2 separate regions of the Homo sapiens genome follow, and region 1 is linked to region 2. Evidence: chromatin loops called from intact Hi-C (ENCODE). Cell type or tissue: right lobe of liver. All regions are shown on one strand. Links, peaks and the distances in the headings refer to the core of each region. The heading gives the core; the rest is flanking DNA.

Region 1 (8,330 bases), core at 26-8,025, 240 kb after region 2:
AGTGCTGGCAGGGTGTGCTGGGCCCCGATGGCTGGTGGCCTCAGGCTCTGCATGAGGCACTAGGTGACCCAAGTCCAGAGTCTCCCTCCCTTCCCTCCCTCCTAAGAGCTATTTCTTTCCTCCCATGAGAACCCCTCACTCTGGCTGGTCGGTTCTGCAGTGGGCGAGATTTAGCTGCAGGCAAGAGGAGAGTGGACCCCAGGGGGGATTTTGAGAGAGATCTGAGAGCCAAGCAGTGCGTGGTTTAGATTTGGGTTCTCAGAAGGGTTTCAAAGCCCCCACAGATGCCTGAGTCCTTTTCTCTAGGTCGTTTTTTTTAACCTCTGCTTACACACCTCCAGTGTTGGGGAGCTCACTGCCTGCTGTAACATTCATTCATTCTGCAGCTTATTATCCATCTCCTCTGCATGCCAGGAACTGTGCTGGTGTGTAGACATGGCCTTTGCCCTGCTGTGGGTCTTGGAGTCCAATAGTGGAAGACATTTTTTATTCCATGTTAGACAAGTCTAAATTTTAGAAATTCTTGGCCAGGCACGGTGGCTCTTGCCTGTAATTGCAGCACTTTGGGAGGCCGAGGCAGGCGGGTCACAAGGTCTGGAGTTCAAGACCAGCCTGGTGAACATGGTGAAACCCCATCTCTACTAAAAATACAAAAAATGAGCCAGGCATGGTGGCGTGTCCCTGTAGTCCTAGCTACTCAGGAGGCAGAGGCAGGAGAATTGCTTGAACCCAGGAGGTGGGGGTTGCAGTGAGCTCAGATTGCGCCATTACACTCCAGCCTGGGCGACAGAGTGAGATTCCATCTCAAAAAAAAAAAAAATTCTCTCCATTGAGAGAAATCCCCAAATGTAGGGGCAGGTAATGAGCCAGACAGAGCTGGTTAGATCCTGCTCCATGGTACACTTACTACTTCTGTGACCCTTAGACAACTCACAGACATGTGCGAGCCTCAAGTCTCCCCCCAGGAAAGTGGAAAGACTGGGTGGTTTTGAGAATTAAATTCCTGGCATTTAATTACATGCCTGGCAGGTAGAAGCCGCTTATCTGATAGTAGTTGTAACAGTTTCTCCCTTCCCGCTGACAGTTGTTCCATGGGACACAGGTCCTCCCTCTCTATCTAGAGCTATAGATCTCATCAGCTCCCTGCCCCAGCACAGCCCTGCAGGGAGTTGGGTCCCCGTGAATTCCCCCTCTTCAGGACGCAAAAGGGAGGCCATACCGGATGGCAATGGGGAGGCAGACAGACCAGATGCAGACCCCAGATGCAGACCCCAGCTCTGACAGCTACTGGTGTGAGACCCATGAGCACATCCCATTACCTCCCCGAGCCTCAGCTCCCTGATCTTTAAAACAAGGGAAGCAGTGAGGCGGCAGATGGCACAGGGCAGAGCTCTGTCTTGGCCCCTCAGCCATTTGCATCTGGCCACCTCCTCTGGCCATGCCCCTCTGATCTCTGCACCTCTCCCAGGGACCTTGAATGCCAGGAACAGACACAACAGCCTGGCTTTCCCCAATCTGTCCTCACCTCGTCCTCCACTTCATCTGTCCCTGGTCTTGGCTCACTGGCCCTCACACACCTGAAGCTCTTTGAGAAGGGTGCCAGCTCCTCCCCTTCAAGCCAAGCTCAGATAGCACCTTCTATGGAAGCCTAGCCACCACCCCCGTTTCCCCTCTCCCTCCTCCTCCTCTAGCCCTGCTTCTCTTCTTCCCCACACTCCCCCCGTCTGGCATGGCCCTTTATCAGAACATCTCCTTCCCTCAGGGATAGGCCTGCATCCCTCTGATTACCCTGCTGTGATTAGGCCATCAGCCCCACAGTCTGAAGCTGGGTCCTCTTCTTCCTCTGGCTCAGCGCAGCCCTTCCACTGAGCAGTGTTGATAACTCTCTAATGGAGGGATACATGGGAGGAGGGCGGCCCGACAGGTGCTCAAGCCAGGGAGTGCCATGGTGAACAAACACACTTAGGAAGAATTTTTCTTCCTCAAAGGTGCCAGTTTCAGAAAATAATCTGAACTGCAGAACAGAGTTGGGGCATCTGGGCGCCCACGCCCAGCAGTGTTGTTAGACTGCGGAAAGTGTCTACCAGGCAGCGACGTCCTTGAGCTGCAGGTGGGGCTGCCCCCTGGTGGCTTCTTACAGTGGGAAGCCCCCCTACCCATTCATGATGGGCTCTTCCTCCTTCCTCCAAGCTGGGGCTGTAAAGCATATACTTTGAAGCAGGCAGGAGAGCCATGGGCAAATTAGGACGTAGCCTGGTCCCGAAAGGCGAAGGAGACCTCGGGGTGCTCATGGCAGTTGCCATGGCAGCAGGAACTTGAGGGGCCATCACAGAGAGGCTGGGGCTGCTCTCCCTAGTGACATAGGTCAGTTCCCTGGGTCTGGGAGGGTTCATGGGCAAGGTTCATGAACCTGTGCACAGGTTCACTGTGAGAGCAGCCCTGACATTCCCTCCCGAGCACACTGGAGGGACACTCATCAAGCCATACCCCTGGCTCCACTACCTGCTAGCTGTGACCTCAGGCATGGCCTCTGGCCTCTCTGGGCCTCAGTTTCTCCCTCTTGGCAATGAGGATGATGATCATGGTGCCTGTGCGTTAGGACTGTGGGAGTGCACGTTAGGACTGTGGGAGTGAAGTCAGGGTTTTGGTCCAGCGCCTGGTGCAGAATCGGTGTCAATGCACTGTAGTGCCTGTCACTCTTAGAAGGCAGGGCAAGAACAGGGCTTCACAAACTAGAGCTGCAGGCCAAAGCCAGCCAGACACCGATTTTTGTTGATAAAGTTCTGTGGGAACACAGCCACATGCATTCCATCATGGGTTGTCTGTGGCTGCTTTGCACAGCAGCAGAGTTGAGGGCTGGAGGCGGAGGCCTGAAGCATTCCATACCTGGCCCCTACAGGACAGTGCCCCAACCCCCACCTACTCCAACTCTACTGGGACACAGCAAGGCCCGGAGAGAGGGAGGGGTTCCTGAGGTCCCATGGAGGGGGTCATTGGTGGGCCAAGTCTCCTGCATTGCCATGGCTGGAACCTTGGAGTCCTGAGAAGAGCTAGCTGTGGGAAAACTCATTCTGTTCCCTCAGCAGGCTCTGTCTATCCAGGGAAAAGAAGTATTCATTCTGACTTTTCACATGCAGTGTCTTGTTCCATCCTTACACATCCCTACTTTATGTTTTCCTCCATGCCTGCGTGGCTCTCCTTGGTTCATGTCAGCATCATGTGTAGAGGACTTGCCTTGGTTCACACTGGTGCCATGTGTCCAGGGCTCACTCTGGTTTATGTTGACACTATGTGTAGAGCGTTCACTTTGGTTCATGTTGGCACCATGTGTAGAGGGCTCTCTCTGGTTCATGTTGGCACCATGTGTTTAGGGCTCATCCTGGTTGATGTTGGCGCCATATGTCCGGGGCTCACCCTAGTTCATGTTGGCATTTTGTGTACAGAGCTCACCCTAGTTCATGTTGGCATCGTGTGTACAGGGCTCACTTTGGTTCACATTGGTGCCATGTGCACAGGGCTCTCCCTGGTTCATGTTCCCAGGTGGACAGGGCTCACCCTGGTTCATGTTCCCAGGTGGACAGGGCTCACCCTGGTTCATGTTGGCACCATGTGTACAGGGTTCACCCTGGCTGATGTTGGCGTCATTTGTACAGGGCTCACCCTGGTTCATGTTGGCACCATGTGTACAGGGTTCACCCTGGCTGATGTTGGCATCATTTGTACAGGGCTCACCCTGGTTCATGTTATTGCCATGTGGAGAGGGCTTGCCCTGGTTGATGTTGCCATGTGCATAGGGCTCCCCCTGGTTGATGTTGGTGTCATGTGTAGAGGACTCCCCTGGTTCATGTTGGCTCCATGTTTAGTGGGCTTATTCTGGTTCATTTGGCCCCATGTGAAAAGGGCTCACCCCAGGTTAATGTTGGTCACATATAGAGAGGGCATTCTCTCTGTGTCCACGATAAAGTAATGGTGGTGGTGTCTCCCATTTCCCAGAGGAAGCTGAGACTCAGCTGAGGAAAGGGCTTGGTCATAGTCTCAACGCTGGTCCATAATATGGTCAGGATTTACAACCCTGAGCGTGATGTCATCTTCTCACACCTGAAACCGTTTAGCTAACCAGAAATACTCTCTCCTAAGGAGATAAAGTGACTTTCATTACATGTCTTTCTGTCTGCCCTGCTGTGGGGAGAGCTTTAGTTGTTCATTCAACAAATATTAATTGAGCACCTACTCTGTGAAGGGACCTGGAAGTACAGCAGCAAGCAGGGCCCACCACTTCCCTGTCCTCAGGGTGTCTCCCAACCCTTCCTTAGCTATACTTTATCGAGCTTTATTTTTATAGTGAAATGCATCAACCTTAAGCATATGTGTTAGTTGGTACTGACAAGTGTATATCACAGTGTAACCACCACCTGGGTCGAGATGTGGAACATTTCCAACCTCCAGAAAGTTCCTCTGTGCCCGTTTGGAGTTCATTTCTCCCAACCCTGGGGGCCCCCATCAACCACTGGCCTGACTTTTGTCCCTATTTAGATTAGTTCTGCCTATTCTGGAGTGTCACAGAAATGTCATCAAACAGCATATACTCTTTTGTGCCTCGCTTCTTCACTCAGCATGATTTTGAGATGCATCCACGTGGTGGTGTGTATTGGTGGCATGTTCCTTCTGGCTGCTATAAGGTATTCTGTGGTATATGGATAGACCAGTTTGTTTATCCATTCACCTGCAGATAGACATTGGAATTGTCCCTACTTTCTGGCTGTTACAAATAAAGCCACTATGAACATACTCACACGACTTCTTGAGGGCATATGCATTTATTCCTCTCAAGCATCGAACCAGGAGTAGAGTGGCAAGGAAGGGGCTCACATTTTGGCCGCAACGTTTTTGCTCACCTGTGGGGGTTACTGAGGAATACAAGATGCCTGTGCACAGCGGAGCTCAGGGATCCTTTGAGGACAGAAGCCTGGCGCAGCCTTCTGGGGCCAGGGTCCTCTCATAGGGTTTCCCTCTCTCCAGATGAACGATGTGCTCCTGTACACCTATCCCCAGAAGGATGGGAAGTACCGGCTGAAGAACACATTGGCTGTGGCCAACATGAAGGTAAATATCTGGTGCCAGGTACCCCCGGGTTGGGGGACAGGGAGACCCCAGGGGAGAAGGGGACAGCATCCTGCTCCCAGGAGCACCCAGACCAGCTGGAAGAGGGAGGCCCTGCGGAAACAGTGTTGGGCTACAGCAAGTTTGTGCTGTAAGTTGCCCAGGGAAAGGGGAGGGGGATGGAGGGCTTCTTGGAAGAGGAGACTGAACCCTTAGAGTGGATAATATTTGGTCGGATCAGGAAGGAAGGGAAGGAGGGGCATCCTATGAGGAGGAAAATGCATAAGGAAGGGCCTGGGTTGGGGGAACAAGCAGGTGGTTGGTAATTTTTTTAATTGTGATAAAATACACATATCATTTTAAAAGTAACCATTTTTAAATGTACAGTTCTGTGGCACTAAGCACATTTACATTGCTGTGTATCCAGCACCACCATCCATCTCAGAACTCTTTCCTCTCCCCAGACTGAAACTCTGCCCACATTAAAAACCAACTCTCCATTCCCCTCCTTCTCAGCCCCTGGCACCTACCATTCTACTTTCTATGTCCATGAATTTGACTACTATGGGTACCTCGAATGAGGAGTCACACAGTATTGATCCTTGTTTCACTTAGCACAGTGTCCTCAAGGTTGATCCCTGTCATCTGTAGTATGGGTCAGAATTTTCCTTCCATTGTGTGGATAGACCACATGGTGTTTATTCAATCCTCTGCCGATGGACACTGGTGGCTTCCACCTTTAGGCTGTTGTGAGTAATACTGCTGTGAATATGGGCATATGTGTGGGGCTTAGCTCCGTGTAACTTGGTCCTGAAGATGGGAACACTTGGGAGCTGTTGGGGACTTTGAGGAGCAGGAGGTTTTAGGAAGTTAATTCTGGTGCAACAGGAGGCTGAAGTTAGAGAGGGCAACACTGAGGTGGGACAGTGGAGCCGCAGGCGGTTGTCATTGTCAAGGGCAGAGGCAGGGATGGCCAGGAGAGCTGAGAGAGGCACTGTGCAATCTCTCTTGATCCTGTAGGCTCTTTACCATGGGGAAGGGGAAGGAGGAAGCACCTTTCTCAGCATGGAGGTTTGTTCCCTTTTGGAACCAAAGGCTCCACCGAGGAGCCTGTTAGAAAAAGGCATGGGAGACGTGGTCACTGGCAGGTACTTGTCCAACATGACAGTGCACCTGGGGTTGCCCGGGCTGGGCCCTGAGCATGACGCTCTGCAGCCTTCCCAGCGGTGGGTGAGTGGCCAAGAATGATGGAGCTGGCAGCCAGGCACCTTCCACAGCACCTACCATCACAGAAAGGTATGCCCTGAGGCTAGAGAACGGCAGTAGGTGGACATGGTCCCTCTGTTCATCTGCTGCCAGGAGAAGCCGGTCTACACTTGCCCCTCCCTGCCCCACCCTGAAGGAGGCTGCTGTTGGTTTTCCAGGTCAGCCGCCCTGTGATGGAGAAAGTGCCCTACGCTCTAAAGATTGAGACTTCCGAGTCCTGCCTGATGCTGTCTGCGAGGTACGGGCAGGTGGAGGGAGGATGGCGCACAAGGCAGAGGTGTGAGCATGGGAAGGTTCAGAACAACAGATAAGGATGTGCTGTTTTTATTTTGGTATCCTTCTGGGTCAAAGTATCCTTCTGGGTCAAAGGACTTTTTTTCTTTTCAGTGTTTCTTAACCTTTTGGGGAATTTGATAAAAACTTTTCTCCCCCCAAAAAATGTACACACTCATAAAATTTTATATATAACTTCAGGGGTTTCTAGAGCCCATGGCTTAAATATGGCAATAGCAATGTCTCATGTTTGTGGAGCTCTTTATGGATGATTGGGTCTCTACAGCAACACGAAAAGTTAAGGCCAGTAAAAAATGTATTGTGTGCTGCTGTTCATAAAGTGGCCTGCCTTTTTGCGTTCCTGTCTAGAAGATGAGAGAAAAAAAATAATAAGTGAGCGTTCATCACTTATGTTGCCCTGTCTGTGTGGTGTCTTAGTCCATTCAGGCCACTATAACAAAAATACCAGGCCGGGCGCGGTGGCTCACGCCTGTAATCCCAGCCCTTTGGGAGGCCGAGGCGGATGGATCACAAGGTCACAAGATCGAGGCCATCCTGGCTAACACAGTGAAACCCCGTCTCTACTAAAAATACAAAAAATTAGCCGGGCGTGGTGGCAGGCACCTGTAGTCGCAGCTACTCGGGAGGCTGAGGCAGGAGAATGGCGTGAACCGGGGAGGTGGAGCTTGCAGTGAGCCGAGATTGCACCACTGCACTCCAGCCTGGGCTACAGAGCAAGACTCCGTCTCAAAACAAAAACAAAAACAAAAACAAAAATACCATAAACTGAGTGACTTATAAACAACAGAAATTTCCCACAGGCTGCAGGTCAGGAAGTCCAAGGTCAAGGCACTGACTGATTCGGTGTCTGGTGAGGTTCTGCTTCCTGGTTCAAAGACGGTGCCTTCTCACATAGACAATGCCACCTCATGTGGTGGGAGGAGCAAGGGTCTCTCTGGGGCCTCTTGTATAAGGGCACTAATCTCATTCGTGAGGGCTCCACACCCATGGCCTCATCACCTCCCAAAGGCCCTGCCTCCCAACACCAGCACCTTTGGGAAGAGGATTTCTGCATTTGAATTTGGGGGGACACAAACATTTAGACCACAGTGGGGCATGGCATTTCTATCAGAAAGGTCTGCATTTTCTCCAGGCCCTCGGGTTGCCTGGGATCCTCATCTCTGGCTTCAGACCATGACCTTAAAGAGCATCCCCTTTTCCTTCTTTCAGGGCAAGGTAAGCTCAAGCTCTCGGGGGCTTGGAAACCAGGGAGGTATGCCTCCAGCCAAGAGTAGCTCTTCAGCCAGGGACGTGCATGGCAGGGGTCAGCAAGGCTTCTGGGGCTTGGGTGTCTACTCTCAGCAAGCACATGAGATGGGATGGCAGCAGTGCCTATCACATGGGGGTTTATCCTGCATTGGGCGGTTCTGAGTGTGAAATGGGATCTAAATGCACTCATGCACATGCACTCTCATAGATGCATTTTCTCATTAAAATCATTTATTAGGTGGGGCATGGTGGCTTATACCTGTAATTCCATCAATCTGGGAGGCTGAGGCTGAAGGATTACTTGAGGCCAGGAGTTTGGGACCAGCCTGGGCAACATAGTGAGACCCTGTCTCAAAAAAAAAAAAAATTTAAGCATTTATTAGCCACACCTCAGTGCCAGGTCTGGCAACAATTTAGCCGTT
Region 2 (8,330 bases), core at 276-8,275:
CAGAGCTCAGTCCTGTGGGCCACACCTCACTGTAGGAGAAGCTGGGAAATGGCCTCTCCAGCAAGGTGGCCACATGCTCAGCTGCAACCGGGGGGCATTCTGTTACCCAAAGGAAAAGGAGGAGTGTGGGTATGAAGGGACGTATAGCTCTCCAGCTCTCACAAAGCTTATGTGAAGCCATGGGCCATTTCCTAATGTCTGAACAAAACAGACCAGAAACATTTAGGAATTTGAAAACCATCTGTTTAGTTTCAGATAAATGCTCGCTCTATAACATGTTAAGCTGTGCAGATTGTTTCTCAAATTTTGCTCCATCTCCTGAACATCTGTCATGTCCAGAAAATGTGAAGCGCCACCACAGTGTTTTTTAAAAATCCATTTTTCTTTTACATTTTAAAAATGTGACCAAAATTGAACAGCCTACACCAGACCCCAGCTGTTCATCCCCTTGGCTCTGCTTGCTTCGCCTGAGATTGTGATGTTAGTTGAGTGATTTGGGGATTTCTGGTCCTGCAATTGCCAGTTTGGAGAAGCAGAGTGGCATAGTGAGGGGCACAGAGACTAAAATCCATCCAGCCCAGCCCAGGACTCCAGCCCGTATCACTTTCTACCTGTGTACCATTTCTGAGCTTAATTTTCCCCCTCTATAAAATGGGGATAATATGGAAGTATTGAATTTATTAGGATTGTTACAAGAATTAAATGACCTGTTGTATACAAAAGACTTAATCCACTGCCTGGGACATGTTAGGTACTTCATAAATACTGATGGTTACTTTTACTTTCAGGATTAGCATGTTCTGTATTTTTAAAAATAGCTTTAGGCTTTTTTATAACAGTGTCTTATTCTTTTACAAAAAATAGATGGAGATGTTATTGGGCCTTTGCCACCGGAGCCAGAGGCTGTGCCAACCCCACGTCCTGCTGCCCAGAGTAGCAAAGTAGAAGTCATTGTCCAGGAGAGGAAGGACACCAAGCCTGGAGTGCCACACATCCGGGAGTGGGACCGCGGAAAAGGTAAGGGAGGTGGGCTCTGAGGTGTAAGAACTCTCCAGTGAATGGAAAATGGTTTTTTTTCTAGAAGCACTTGGGGTAAGTTTTAACTTCGTGCTGCCTTGTGTGGTTTTACAGCTTTGGAATGCCATTTCTCAGGACCTGCCTTTAAAGTATTATGAAAGTTTGGTGTTCTCATATGCTCTGTTTTTAGCAGCCTCTTTTATGTTCAGTTGAAAATGGTCTACATGCCAGTGTACTAACCTGGATTCACACATGGTTCCATTGGGGAATTTCCCTGGACATTTTTTCTGTAAATTCTCCAGAGTGTCCACAGCAGCCTCTCTGGAAGACTATGGTTTATGCCTCTTTGAAAAAGATCATTTCAGTAGAACATTAGCCCATGCTGTCTGAGCTGATAAGATCCAAAGCTAAAGTAAGAGAAATGCAAGAGCCACTGTTAGAAATAGAGATGAAATACCAGACAAGGTTGGACAGTTCCCTTTTGTGTCTTCCAAAACTCAATAACGGACAAAATTTGTATTTTGGTATGAAATACCTACAATGTCATGTCAAGCAGATAATTTGTCTGTATTTCTCTTTTTCTGTATTTCCCCATCTAGAGATAGTCACTCCCTTTTCTTAGCCTGGTCTTTTATACTCGTTGTAGGTATTACTTATACCTTGTAATATAGTTTTGCTGTTGCCATTCTTATTCTTTGGATAATTTGTGGTGGCTTTTAAGAAATATATGATACAATTAGATAATAGTAACAATAAATTCAACTGATTCGTTAATCAGTTCTAATAACTTTCTTTCTTATTTTTACCAGAATTTTCCTTTGGATACTGGTCGAAGAGGCAGTCAGATCTCCGGGCTGAGAGAGATCCTGAGTTTGCCCCGCCGTCAGATTACTTTGTGGGTCAGAAGAGAACTGGTTTTTCCAGCAGCCAGGCATGGAGCAGACCTGGGCCAGCACAGAGTGACCCAGGGCAGTGCCCTGACCAGAGCCACGGACCTAGCCCTGAACATACGTCACCCACTCCTGCCCCCGACAACCCACCACAAGCCCCCACAGTTACTTTCAAAACTCTGGATGACATGATTTCCTATTACAAACAAGTGACATGATCTTTCAAAGCACGCTGACTTGGGTTTGTACTTTGACAGTGCCTTTCTCTCCCAGAGGGAGAAATAACTTTAGGAACTGAATTGTACCTTTGTCCTGTCCTTTCCCTAGGAGGCACAGACTTCGGGTTGGATTTGTCAGCAAGGAGGAAAGTTATGGAAACTTTGGCCACTTGGCTGTTCATTTTATTCTAAGTGGGATAGGGACATACCTACCTGGATTTACATGTGAGCTGCGATAGAATAGAAGTATTTATTCTGTAAAATTAGACACTGAGATGTGCTTATAACCCTGTTTCATATCTACTCCCACGACTTACTCATATTTAAGGGTTCTTTTCCATTCCTTTTGCAAATCCGAGCATGCAGGTGTCTTTATTCCAAGGGTTCAGCTTCCAGATCAGCCGATGGACCATAGGTCACGAGGAATTTCTCCCTGTCAAGCAGTGGAAAACTGCATGGGAGGCAAAATGCTCTGTTCTCCAAGAGGACCCGGAAGTAATCACATAGGAAATGATAAGGAAGACCAGGAGGAGCTCTTCGTAGTCCAGAAAGGTAGAAGTGGGAGTTGTTTACTTAATTTTACTGTCATACCATGCTATTACCTACACTCCTGTGTGCAGTGGGCATTCAGTAAATGTGTGTTGAAGGACTGGGACGTACGTGGAGGCTGCTGGACCTGGTCAGAGACTGATGTGCCTTAGCGGCAATGGTTAGAGCTTTTCAGTGCATCCCACCTCCCTGTCGCCCCCATGCTCGGCTTCCTCACATTCAGGAGCCTGACTTGGATCAGACTTGGGGCTGCACAGTGGAGCAGGTGGGTTCCCGTGTCATTAGTAATAAGGAGAGGGTTGGGGGTGGGCAGGGCTCCAGAAAGTCAGCAGTGTGCCTGGGCACCCACCCCATCCTCTACCTGCCACACCTCAGAGGGTTCCTACAGCTGCACACAAGCAGTTGAGAGTTGATGACCAGGCCCATAGGGCTCCCACAGCTGGTTCCCAGGCCAGTGAGTGCTGTGAGAATACAGTAGCACAAGTCCTTGTTCTCTGAAGAGTGGGAAGGAGAGGAGTGAGTGAAGTAGCCTGTCCCCTGCAGGTCCTCTGCGATGGCATTGTCTCGGTTCCCGCAGTGCTGCAGTGTGGAAGGGAGTGCCCCATCCTCATTACAGATGACACACTGGAGTGTGGAGGGGTCGATGACTTGTGCAGGGTCATATGGTACCTAAGGGGCAGATCTCAGACTTAAACACAATTGATGTCTAACCCCTAGACAGTCTTTTTAGTGCCCTCTGCTCTCAGTCTTGTTGCCCTAGTATCAAGCAATCTTAGACAAACATCCTGAATTCTTACAAACTTACCTCTAAACTCTGAGGATAAAGTTGCCAGTCCTTTTAATGGTCAGCCTAATCATTCTGTCAGCCTAATCGGGTAATTGCTTTTTTTAATAAATACACATAAAAACCAACTAACCCAGCTGCCTTTTTTGCAGAAATTGACAAGCTAATCTTAAAATTCACATGGAAATGCAAGGAACCCAGAATAGTCAAAACAATCTAGAGAAAAAACAAAGAGGACTCACACTTCCTGATTTCAAGATTGACCACAAAGCTACGATAATCTACACAGTGTGGTAGTGGCATAAGAATAGACACATAGATCAGTGGAATAGAGGCGAGAGTCCAGAAATAAAACATATATCCGTGGTCAATTGATTTTTGACAGTGGTGCCAGGACCATCCAGTGGGGAAAGAGCAGTCTTTTCAACAAATGGTTCTGGGACAAGTGAATATTCCATGCAAAAGAATGGGTTTGGACTTCTGCCTCACACCACATACAAAAAATCAACTCACGATGAATCAAAGACCTAAATGTAAGAGCTAAAACTACAAAACCTACTGAAACAGCTTGTAGGATAAAGAGGGAGGAGACAAAAAGAAAAATTGGAATACTAAAAAGAAAAATAGAATTATTAGACATGCTAGAATCATAGGAAAAATAGAAAAAAGAAAGGGTAGAAAGAAAACAGCTGGGCACGGTGGCTCACGCCTGTAATCCCAGCACTTTGGGAGGCCAAGGCGGGCGGATCACGAGGTCAGGAGATCGAGACCATCCTGGCTAACACGGTGAAACCCTGTCTCTACTAAAAATACAAAAAATTAGCCAGGCGTGGTGGCAGGTGCCTGTGGTCCCAGCTACTCAGGAGGCTGAGGCAGGAGAATGGCATGAACCCAGGAGGCGGAGCTTGCAGTAAGCCAAGATCGCGCCACTGCACTCTAGCCTGGGCAACAAGAGCAAGGCTGTGTCTCAAAAAAAAAAAAAAAAACAATGAATAGACAAAGAAAGATGGAAAGAGGATGTGTGTGTAACCCAGAGCAGAAGGACTTGAGGCTGACTGTGGAGTAGAAAGGAGAAGGGAGACAGAGACAAGGCAGGCAGCAGGAAGAGCTGTAGGTGTGGGAGCCAGCATCACAAAGGGTCCATCCCAGGTGACCACATCCATGCCTGCAGCACCCGGGTGGACGGCGAAGCAGTTATGCTCGTTGGCTCATGGTCACTGTTATCTGAAGATAACTGTGAGTCACATTTTCTCTGGGATTTCAAAAACTAAATAAACCTATTTATAATCCCCTCTTAACAGTATAATTTAGTTCAGTGTTTTGTGAGCCCTTTTCTGTTTCAGATCCAGTTCTTTGAGTATTGACACACCATCACAGTCTTACTGTGACACGGGCCTGTCTTGTACCAGTGTATCCAGCAGATGGCATTAGAATTCTTAAATGTCAGCTCCATACTCTTAAAACAGCACACTCCAACAGAAATAAAAAATAAATCTGTGGCGCATGCCTGTAATCCCAGCTACTTGGGAGGCTGAGGCAGGAGAATCGCTGGAGCCTGGGAGGTGGAGGTTGCCGTGAGCTGAGATTGCGCCATTGCACTTCAGCCTGGGCAACGAGTGAAACTCCGTCTCAAAATTAAAAAAAAAAAAATAAGCCCAGAGTGTCATTTTCAATTTTCTAGCAACCATATTTAAAAAGTGAAATTATAACATATTTTATTTAACTCAGCATATCCAAAATATTTCAATATGTACTCAATATATGCAAATTATTAGTGAGATCTAAAATTATTCTTCACACTAAGAATTCAAAACTCACTGTGTATCTGGTTATAGCATAATTTGGATGCTAACGTTTCATCAGGAATACTTGATCTGTATTTAGATTTTGTAAAATATGCAGTTGAAAAACACAAATTCATATCCAAGTTGTTCCAAAGATAGTTAAACATAGTAAAGTTTTTCAGTAACTGAATTGAACATCAAGTTTGAAAAAATAAAACCCAGTTCCTTAGTCATGCTAACCTTATTTCAGGTGCTCAAAGGGCCCATGCATCTAGTGCTGCTGTCCTGGACAGAGCGGCTCTAAGTGATCTGCTTTTACACGCTTTATGGTCCGACTATACATAATCCTCCCATTAGTAACTAAAGTATTGGCCAATAAATTTTTCCCAGGCATACATTAAACATTCACAATACTCTGTGGCCATGTTTAACTTGGGAGCAAGTAGTGGCAAAACCTCCTATACAAAAACGTGACCACACCTCATTCATGCCTTTGTAGAGCTAAGCAAAATGCTTTAGATCAAAAATTGCCTTGAATTATTTACGTTCATTGTAATCTCTCCTCTAGGCCTTTGTGTGTTTTGATAGAGTTCGTTTGAATTGGCTCAATAAATCATTTTATTTGCTGCAGAATTCCCAAAGAACATTCAGATCCATATACATGAGATTCCTGCTGCGTTTAGCCATACATTTGCCAGACTTGTGATGTCGTTTATTCCCTGTGAAAGCTCAAGTGCAGCCCACAGGGAGGTTTTCAGCTGACCTTGTTGTGACATGCAGATGAGGTAGTAGAGTTTAGAATTTGGAACGGGGATGGGTACTGGTCTTTACAGTTAACACAACCTGGAGTAGCCCATGCCATACTGTGTCCTTTTAAGTCAGTAAATTGAACTAAGTCGGTTATTCGGCAAGCAGTTCCTATAAAAAACTACATGGCTAAGGTGAGTGATGATCACTGAAAGGAATTCATTGACCCACTGAAAAAATGAGAGTAGATGAAACTACTGCAGTCATCCTGCCTGCCCCTGTTAGCTGGCTGAGTGAGGTGTTTTGCCCCGGTGGGCTGTGGACATTATCTTCATGTTTAAAGTGTGTGTACTGGGGGCGAGAGGCCAGGAATGATATGATGGGTGTAGGTCATTGTCTAGGAAAACTAGAAAATCCAAATGTTCAAAGGAAGTAAGGTGTTGTAGTGAAAAGCTGTCACCTGGCCTATCGATGTTCTGTTATGGTGTTTCTTAGTAAATCCCAGGCTGCATCTATATAGTCACTCATAGTAAGTGTGTGTTTGTCCAGTGGTAGGAGTGGCCAGAAATATTGCATCTGTTCCACCCTCAATTGAAACAGCTTCTTTCTCCACTGTATTTCTTTTGTTTTTGTTATTTATTTATTTATTTATTTATTTTTGGAGATGGAGTCCCGCTCTGCTGCCTAGGCTGGAGTGCAGTGGCTCACTGCAACCTCCACTCCCCGGGTTCAAGTGATTCTCCTGCCTCAGCCTCCCGAGTAGCTGGGATTACAGGCATGCACCACCACGTCCAGCTAATTTTTGTATTTTTAGTAGAAATGGGGTTTCACCCATGTTGGCCAGGCTGGTCTCGAGCTCCTGACCTCAGATGATCTATCTGCCTCATCCTCCCAAAGTGCTGGGATGACGGGTGTGAGCCACTGCACCCGGCCCTCCACTACATTTCTAATTGCCACATTCTCCCTAAGTCTGAAAGCTCACATGCTTAGTAACAGTTTGGCCAGGTTTTAAGCATTTTCTGTGGGGTGTACTGCATTCCTTCCCCCTCCCCCCCGCCTTTTTTTTTTTGGTCATTATTCCCTGCGGTTGAACAGAGCACCTCCCCGCACCCCACCCCACACCAGCCTCTCCATGCACAGCCATAGTTGTTCACGGTTTTTGAAAATCAAAAAATACAAGAGTGGACCTTGCTCCCAGCCCAGGTCTCCCAGGTTGCAAGTGAGTCTGGTAACTGTGCCACTGTCTTTGCTGGGAACCCAGGTTTTATTGCTTTTCCAAAAATAATCACCTTTTCCTTAAAAAGAAAAGGCTTTGTATCTCTGTGTCCAACTTATGATCTGCACAGGTTTCCATGGAATGTGTAATCAGTGTATACACACCATTTGGTTCTTCTTTCTTTAACATTTCTAAAACCGAGCTTCCTAGTTATTTTTAATTGTTGCCTAATAGTTCATCAGCTTAATGTACATCATTATTTCACTATAGGGAATGAAGTGGCTATAAGCATCTTTTAGTATGGTTTAACAAACATCGATCTTTATACAGATAACTTCCCTGACACTCCTCCCCCCCATTTTGAAACTGTCCCCTGGGGTGCCACTTTCATAAGCAGGAAAACTGGGTCAAAGAGATGGTCAATTTTATGTTTCTTCATGGGTCTTGTCAGGAGACCCATCACAGTAAGGGCCCTTTGATACCACAGTGAATCTCCTTGAGAATCCACTCTAGGATGGCTACCATGAGATTCCAGTGTCACATTAAACCTTGGCTTCTCATGAAGTTAAGCTCAATCTTATGTGCAGTGGCCCCAACTCTGCTCACCTTAAGATCCACTTCTCTCTAGCAGAGCCCTTCTTTCCTTTTCTCTGCCAAGCATCTGTCCAGAATGCTGTTTTATATGCTTAACAGTACAGAGAACAGCATCTATTAATTTTCCTAGGTCCACCTCCATTTCTTTTATGCATCTAGTGAGGGCTGATTCTCAGACCTGTCCTAGCCTAAAGCCATGCCTGCTCACAAATTGCAGTCACGCGCTGACATCTGGACTCGCTGCCCTTATCAGAAGTATTTCTGATTAAAATCAGAGAGCCAGAAACTAGAGAAAATAGCAGAGAACACCGTGACCAGATAACCTGAGGAGGCTTAGTTTGATTGTCTTCTTAAGTATACAGCTGTGTATACTTTGACCAAAAAATGTGTTCTGAATCAGTGCCAGTAAAGGGGTGGAGGTATGCCCTCTCTCTGCTTTTAAATCTATGCTTATTTCCCCTCAGCTGCCTTCTGGCCGGGTACCCTTGATTTTCCTGAAGCTCATTCAGAACGTCTTCCCTTTTCCTCCCT

What was found. Peaks named below come from ENCODE experiments on the same cell type or tissue, not always from the same donor. Only the 100,000 strongest peaks of a DNase experiment are listed, where the experiment ranks them.
Region 1: a loop joins it to region 2, with 3 times the contacts of the local background. A loop is called at or near these places in 98 of 110 quality-filtered maps.

The regions. Positions count from the first base shown.
Region 1 is chr3:14,912,230-14,920,559 of GRCh38, forward strand. FGD5 (FYVE, RhoGEF and PH domain containing 5) reads left to right here. Exons shown (of 20, transcript NM_152536.4): 12 at 5,020-5,103; 13 at 6,525-6,604. It overlaps LOC105376963 (a long non-coding RNA gene), which reads right to left. Exons shown (of 4, transcript XR_007095829.1): 4 at 8,118-8,254. Among named protein-coding and RNA genes, the nearest start is that of NR2C2, 31 kb to the right of the region's middle. RefSeq lists enhancers at 1,717-2,539, 2,540-3,361. In right lobe of liver, for the core only: a CTCF peak has its summit at 3,805; no DNase peak of the experiment used is centred there.
Region 2 is chr3:14,669,070-14,677,399 of GRCh38, forward strand. It overlaps CCDC174 (coiled-coil domain containing 174), which reads left to right. Exons shown (of 11, transcript NM_016474.5): 10 at 865-1,017; 11 at 1,827-3,586. The coding sequence ends at 2,125. It overlaps C3orf20 (chromosome 3 open reading frame 20), which reads left to right and starts at 6,072. Exons shown (of 17, transcript NM_032137.5): 1 at 6,072-6,183. RefSeq lists enhancers at 1,915-3,114, 3,049-3,258, 4,584-4,633. In right lobe of liver, for the core only: a CTCF peak has its summit at 4,859 (motif pointing right); a DNase peak (open chromatin) is centred at 4,868.